3 separate regions of the Homo sapiens genome follow, and regions 2 and 3 are each linked to region 1. The links are chromatin loops, found by intact Hi-C in ENCODE. Cell type or tissue: A673. All regions are shown on one strand. Region 1 holds the start of LOC102723321 (a long non-coding RNA gene). Region 2 overlaps LINC00624 (long intergenic non-protein coding RNA 624). Region 3 overlaps LOC102723321 (a long non-coding RNA gene).

Region 1 (2,500 bases):
TAACTGTGCCCACCCAGGTATGCCATTTTCAGTGCTCTTGATGGATAGTTTTCCAAAGGCTTGAATCAGTTTTTATTGTCAACAGAGTACAGCAGGGCATCAGGAAGCCCATTTCAATACATTTTTCTATCATTTTATAGAAGAGATAATTACTGGTTAAATATTAATTTGTGACAGTGTTGAGTCTTTTGCTTCTTAGGTGAGATTAATTCCCTTTGGTCCATATGTGTAGAAAACCTGAAACTGTAAAGTGTAAAGCTCTTCTCATCAGCTTACCAGTATTCCTTACTCTCAGGCATGGAATGCCAACCCCCAAAGGATGCTTTTGTGAGGACAAAAGTGAGCAGGTGGTGACGGTAAAAGATACAGAGATTCCTCCCTGGAGAGCAATAGAAATCAGGAGGCAGTGGTCTCGATGAAAACCAGCAGAAGTGAATAGGGACCCATGTACTAGTTGAATCCATGTATTTCCAACATGGTGCGACGTGTATGTGGTAGCAGTGGACCCAAACACCACAGAAAACTTGGGGCAGCCACACAATGGTGTTATTTCAGTCTATAACAATGTTCCATAACCACCTTTTTTTTTACTTAATATGTCATACATTTTCCATGTTATTAAATGTCTATGTGTGATTTAAATCATTTATATTATGTTAAATAAAGCATATAGATTCTGAGATAAGTACTAATACTTTCATTTTAAAGATGGGCAAACTGATGTGCAGAAAGTTTAAAAACGTCTACCATTCCCACAACTAGTAAGTGAGGGGCTCATATTGAAATCCAGTCGGGGCTGACTCCAAAAGCCAGGATTTTCTCACTACACTATGTTGATCCTCAGGGCATAAAAAAACCAGGCCCAGCACATACCCTCTACTTTTGATATCTGGCAGAAGGCCTGGGGAGCGAGGTGTCTGTATGAGAAAGCAGAGTGGTCGAAATACAGCCCCTACCACCATCTTCTTGAAATCGTTCTATTATTTTGCAGTTAACAAGCTGATGGCAATTTAAATTCAGTTCAGGTGTTTAAATACTAGACACTGGGAACACACAGATAAACAGGGATGCCAGTTTAAACAGCTGTATCTGCTTCAACACATTTCAGAAGCAGGAGCAACAGGGAGACCAAATTAAGGCCTGGCACCTTGTGTGCTAGAGACAGATTCTCAGAGTGAGCCCGTGGAGCCCACCACACTCATACCCCACCGCTAGTTCTGCCATGTGCACTGCTTCTGCCACAGAAATGTAGCCTAATTTGAATGGCACAGTCTGTTAGACTCCTCTTGATACCAAAGGAAGGCTTCTCTCTGTCTTTTAGTGATGAAGACACCAGTTGCCCCGCTTCTCTTTTCTTTCCTTTTTTTCCCCCCAATTGGCATCATTTGCTAAGCCCCTCTAAGTACCCAATTCAGGCAGGACATTAGAATTTGCCTCTCAGAGAGGATGCCTCTGACTCCCTCTAGAGGGCACTTGCTGCCAGTTATGGGCTAAGTGCCATTGCTGGGAGGATTCTGTGATCAGCCGGCTGTCAGATTCACGGAAGGCTCCTGGCGCTTGTTGGTTGGTTTGTTCTAGAGAAACAGTTGGAGAGTGTTTCCTTGGGCAGCTGGGAGAGGTGGGGGGACTCCCTGCCCACCTCAATCTCCTCAACACCCCTCCATCCCTCCCCTCCCTGACTGGGCCTTCACTCAGCAGGCCCTTCTAGAGGGCGGAGGCCAAAGGGTGTCACCCGCTTTCATGAACAATGCTGCCTGGAGCCTGTGGTGTTTAGAGGAGTAGATTTAACCACAGAGGGTTTGTGGGAACTCCTAGTTCAGAACACAAGGGAGGAGAGAACAGAACATTGAGATGCAAAGATTTATGAGGGAGAAAGACTCATGTAAGAAAAGGAAATTAGAAACCAAGCAAGCAGAATATTCCAAAGACAGCCACATACCACCCATAATAATGAAGTTTCCATGACTCTCTTTGGCTCAGATAGGTCTGCTTAATAATTAATATGGCAACTCTCCCTCTCTCTGCAAACAGGTGGCTGTACAGGGCTTGGCAAATATTTCCTTATTGCTCCCTTTACTTTCTCCGAGAGGAAGGTTGGGTGGTCCAGAGGATTTCCCAGATGGAGCAGCAGGCTTCCCATGCCTGCCATTTGCATAAGGTAACAGAGTGAGACAAGAGCAGTTCTGGGACTGGCAGGCAGAGTTCCTTAGTGCCATGCGCACAGTGGCAAGATCCCTCAGGCACCTCAGGAGAGTGGGATCAAGGCCGAGAGGGTAGGCGAATGTCGGTACATGAATGGATTTTGAAATGGAGGCAGCACTTGTCATGTGCCAGCTTCCTTTGGAAAATGATGCTACAGAGATCCCATCACTGGTTGGGTCTTGTCCAGCTGCTTTGTGGAGGGAAGGATGAACAGGACATGCTCTCCTTTGTGCCACCACCCCAGTCAGGTTTGTTCCTCTCCATCTCTGGACTCGTTGTTAGTCTTCCCTGGCTTCAC
Region 2 (2,500 bases), 200 kb before region 1:
TGGGGATATAACTGAAAGAAGAAAAGTAAATAGGGCTCCTAGAGCAACTAGGTAGATAGTGGTACCATTCACTAAGGTGGGAAAGGCCAGGGTTGGGGAATAGACCTAGGAGGAATGGGGAATAAATAGCTCTATTTGGCCATGTTAAGTTTGAAATAGCTGTTAGATTTCCAAATGGAGCAGACAGGTAGATACTAAGTCTGGATCTCAGGGAAGAGGCCCAGGTCATATGTGTAAGAATTGTCAGCATGTAGGTGGCTCCTAAGGCCATGCTTGTTCACCTTACTCTACCTTAAGCTCTAGATAATATCTTTTCCTAACCCCTCTGTCCCAGCTTCACTGAAAGGCATGTTCCCATCAGCAAAAATCTCAAAGACTGAATGGAATGGTAAAACTCTGCCATTCTAAAGAATCAGCTCCATGCACATGCATAAGACAGAGTTGCAAGGCCTCTTCCACCAAACCCCTCATTTACCCATGATAAGTTTGGGGTGCAGAGAGGTGAGAGACCCAGTGGTGTCAATGCCTAGCATTACCAGGGCTTAAACCCGATGTGCTGGTCCACAACACAGCATCCCTTCAGCAATCCTGTTGCCGCCAAGATGGCCTGATTATATTAGGGCTGTGGGATATGAACAAAGTCAGGTACATGCACATACCATGACTAAATTTAAAATTACAATTTTAATCTATGGGGAGGGTTCATTCTTTATCATTCAAAGGTGAGTGAGAGTCCTAGGCATGGTATAGAACAAACAGAAAGCAAAGTTTTAAAAATAATAATCCCTCTGAGGACCAATGAGGCTCACGTCTATCTCCAGGGCTCCTCTGAGCCCTGCTTGTCTTTAATTCATGGTCAGTGAATGTGAACAGGCATTGAGGCCCCAGGTGCCCTGGCAGTCTGCATCAACGCTTTGTGAATAACTGCCCTGGAAAGGTTAGGTACCACTTGGTTCCTGCAAAGCACCACTAGAGGGCTGCAGACACTAGCAGTGGCTGGTACAGACAGCCACTGAAACCGAATTTGAGAACCGCGCCATCGCCTAGTGGTCCAACCCTCCCTGTAGGTTGAGGAAATTAGAGCCTCAGAAATATTAAGTGGCTCTCCCAAGGCCTCCCGGCTGGTTAGTGACAAAGTCACAATTCCACCACAGTTCCTCTGATGCAAAATTCAGTGTGATATAATGGAAAGTATATGGGTTTTAGAGCCAAGAATCCCATTTTGCTGTGTCTTATCTTGGGTGCTCAGTGAAACTTCCTAACTTCTCTGAACTTCAGCATCTTGATCTGTTTTATGGGTGATGAGTGCTTCTGCCGTGCCATGTGTTCTGTTGGTACACTGTCATAGTTGAGGGGCCCGGCACTTAGTGAACACTCAGCCAATGCTGTGGCCTTCACCTCTTTCTGCTGAGGCCAGGTTCTTCTCTAAGATGGCTCAACCTCAAGAAGCAACTTTCAGGAATGAACTCAAATGATGCAGTCTGGTTACAATACTTTGCTGCATGTTGGAGTACACATAAAGAGAACTATATTGCTTTAAAAGACACAACAAATAAATACAACCATAGGAGGTACATATAGCTTTAGTTGAACAAGGAGGCATGGAAAGGAAAGGGGCTTCCTTGCTCTGTCCTAAGGTTTAGATTCCCAGCATGTCCTTTCATGCACCCCCATTCAGTGGATATTTGTTGAGTGCCCATTGAAGGAGGGACCTGGGCATTTGGGGAGGACACACACGAATCCTACCCTCAGCAAGAAACAACAATTTCATGCCAGGCTTTTCCCTGTAACTTTATTTATCTTACCTCTTGGATTCTCACGATAGTCACGCCAGTGATTATTAGTCCTTAAGGATTCATCAACAGTCCCTCATGATTTTAGAGATGAGAAAATTGAGTCTCCGAAAAGTTAAATAACTTGTCCAAGGTCTTTCAGAAAATACGGAGAAGCTCTGGAGTTTAAGCCCAGCTCTGCCTGAGCTTTCACAGCACTGCCTGTGCCCTATTCCTGGAGGTGTAAGGATTGAGGACGTGGGAAGTGCTGCAACAGGAAGGCTGCTGGGAATTCTGAGCAGCGGCCCCTAACTGAGGGGATCCAAGATGGCTTCAGGGGAAGCTCACACTGGCCTGGGGAGGTGGGAAGAAGAAATTCCTGCCACAACTGTATATGGTAAATCAGATGCATCAAAACATGGTGTGTTTGGTGGATGAAGGAGAACACACACACACACACACACACACACACACACAGAGTTAGGGCTGGTTGAATTCCATAAAAGAATTCTTCCTGAAAGGAAGTACAGTCAAAAGCTGAAGTAAAAAATCTAAAGTTAGATTTGTAACACCAGTATACCTCACTACCAGCTTGCCCAGAAAATTAATTTCATGTTCCACTGTTCTATTAAAAAACTCTGACTGAAATGTCTTCACAAGGTAAACAATAGGAAAGGGTCCAGGAACTTCCTAAAGCATTTAACACAGCCAAAGGCTGACCTGACCTA
Region 3 (2,500 bases), 65 kb after region 1:
CCCAAACCTTCAACATCCTCTTTCAACTTGTCCTATCCTGAGATAAAGCAAATTTTGGAGGGGCCACTAGGAAACTTGTTTGGCAATAGCAACATGGTGCTTAGATAAGAGGAAGAGGGCCAGAGGAAGGATTTTGTGTATAGTGAGCATGAATCATTTTATGATTTTATTTCATGTACTGTATGGCCAATGACCAGAAATAAAGCTCAGGCACCTACATTCTGAATCCAGTGCTTCTTTTTTTCTTTTTTGAGATGAAGTCTCGCTTTGTCACCCAGGCTGGAGTGCAGTGGCACCATCTCAGCTCACTGCAACCTCTGCCTCCCAGTTTCAAGCAATTCTCCCTGCCTTAGCCTCTGGAGTAGCTGGGATTACAGGTGTGTGCCACCACACCTGGTTAGTTTTTGTATTTTTAGTAGAGAAGGGGTTTCACCATGTTGGCCAGGCTGGTCTCAAATTCCTGACCTCAGTTGATCCTCCCGCCTTGGCCTCCCAAAGTGCTGGGATTACAGGCATGACCCACCATGCCCGGCCCAGTGCTCCTTCTCGTGGTCCCCCTACACGGCCAGTGTTTTTCAAAGAAAATCATTTCAGAGCAACCCAGATTAATCATAAACTCATAGCCAGAACCTCTTCCTCTGACTCCGCAAATCTACAGCAAAATGGATAAGTCTTCTAAAATTGACCTCAGCCCTCTTTGGTGTCCCCTGAACTCCAGAAGACTGAGCATCTGGTACATGGTAGCAATTTTAATTACCATCCAGCATGGAGGATACATCCTCACACTTGGTTATATATTTCCTTAGACTTGTTTTCCAAACATTTGTCTATCAGCCAACCTGCAGATACTTTGCTGAGTCCCCTTTATGTGCCTACCACTGTTCTGAGTAATGAGAACAGTACCAAAGAGGTGCAAGGCCTGACACACACTGGGCACTCAATGGTGTCTATTAAATTAATAAAATCGGCCGGGTGTGGTAGCTCATGCCTGTAATTCCAGCACTTTGGAAGGCCGAGGCGGGCAGATCATCTGAGGTCAGGAGTTTAAGACCAGCCTGGCCAACATGGTGAAACCCCATCTCTAATAAAATTCAAAAATTAGCCCAGTGTGGTGGTGGGCACCTGTAATCCCAGCTACTCAGGAGGCTGAGGCAGGAGAGTTGCTTGAATCCGGGCGGTGGAGGTTGCAATGAGCTGAGATCACGTCAGTGCACTCCAGCCTAGGCAACAGAGTGAGACTCCGTCTCAAAAAAAAAAAAAAAAAAAATTAATAAAGTCAGGCATGATTCCTTCTGTCAAGTATTTAACAGCTTTTTCTCTCAAATGGGTAGTATGCTTCTCAAAGTTAAAAGCCCTGTCTTCTACTTTGCATTCTTATTGCATTAGGTTCTCTCATTTGGTACACAATAAATGCTTTCTTAATGATTGAAGAAAATGTTTGGCTAGCAGTAAGATTGCAAAGAGGTCCTAAGGAGGCTCAAGTCTTTCTTCTTAAGGTCAGCAGTAAAAATAAAACCTCACAATAAATAAATAAAAATAAAAGCTTACATACTGTTCAAAATGTGCTTCTACATTCTCTTGTTGGTTCCAAGAGAGCAGGATCATATTTGTTCTGTTCAAGACCGAATACCTTCAGAATGTTATAGACATTCAATTTTTATTGTTGAATGAATGAATCCTCATAACCACTCTGTGGGGTGATTGTTATTGCCTGTGTTTTGCAGAGGAGGAAACATATAAAAGTGATTCGTTCAAATAAACAATTAATGGGGGAAGAACCAGGGCTTCATTCCAGAGTTTCTGTTCAAGTCTGGTGCATGCCAGAAAGTTTCATTCCATCTCCCCTCCAAGAGTGGAGCTCATCAATTCTTAGACCTTCGAGAGGACTTCCCAGTGGAGATAACTCTGGTGTAGGAGTTAGGGGTATGTGATGTCTGTAGGGGTGTGGAGTGGATGGAGGAGTTGCAGAAGAGATGAGGGGATTTCAGACAAAGGCAAGACTGCATGAACAAATTCATTGAAATGAAAACCAGCATGGTTTTAGAGTACAATGAGCAGAGCATGGAAGGAGAGTCTGCATAGCAGGCAGGAGCAGATTGTGGAGGGCTTTAACAGCCATGCCTAGGAGTTTGGAGTCATTCTCAACCCACATGATAGGCCATGCTTAGTCCATTATTTGCTCCTGAGGGCCTAATCTGAAGCCTCCAAATGGGGTTGGGGATGTAAAGGACTGCACAATTAGTAATGTCCATGCTTGTAGCAGTCTTTTAGTAGTGGCTGCAGCATCAACTAGGTAGGCTGCAGATGACAGGTACCTCCCAGCACACTTGCTGTGACTGCACCCTCGTCTCTCCTGCTTAAGAAGGTATATTGCTAGTGAGTGAGGCCCTACCATAGGGATGCCTTGAAAATTCTCTTCTTTCTCTTGATTCCAGTTCTGTCCTGTGGAGTCACACATAATAGCCTTTCTAATATAGTATTTTACAATAATTTCTGTGTC

The links. Hi-C counts contacts between places; a loop is a spot of excess contacts. Peaks named below come from ENCODE experiments on the same cell type or tissue, not always from the same donor. Only the 100,000 strongest peaks of a DNase experiment are listed, where the experiment ranks them.
Region 2: a loop joins it to region 1, with 4 times the contacts of the local background. A loop is called at or near these places in 32 of 110 quality-filtered maps.
Region 3: a loop joins it to region 1, with 2.7 times the contacts of the local background. A loop is called at or near these places in 2 of 110 quality-filtered maps.

Annotation. Positions count from the first base shown.
Region 1 is chr1:147,698,651-147,701,150 of GRCh38, forward strand. It overlaps LOC105371230 (a long non-coding RNA gene), which reads right to left. Exons shown (of 3, transcript XR_922077.4): 3 at 1,416-2,500. It overlaps LOC102723321 (a long non-coding RNA gene), which reads left to right and starts at 2,078. Exons shown (of 3, transcript XR_922079.4): 1 at 2,078-2,158. In A673, a CTCF peak has its summit at 1,473; a DNase peak (open chromatin) is centred at 1,481.
Region 2 is chr1:147,494,194-147,496,693 of GRCh38, forward strand. The region is part of intron 3 of LINC00624 (long intergenic non-protein coding RNA 624); the gene reads right to left. Among named protein-coding and RNA genes, the nearest start is that of LINC00624, 22 kb to the right of the region's middle. RefSeq lists a silencer at 870-1,059. In A673, a CTCF peak has its summit at 957 (motif pointing right); a DNase peak (open chromatin) is centred at 998.
Region 3 is chr1:147,763,577-147,766,076 of GRCh38, forward strand. All of the region lies in intron 1 of LOC102723321 (a long non-coding RNA gene), which reads left to right. It also overlaps a transcript of GJA5 not described here. Among named protein-coding and RNA genes, the nearest start is that of GJA5, 4.2 kb to the left of the region's middle. In A673, no CTCF peak of the experiment used is centred here; no DNase peak of the experiment used is centred here.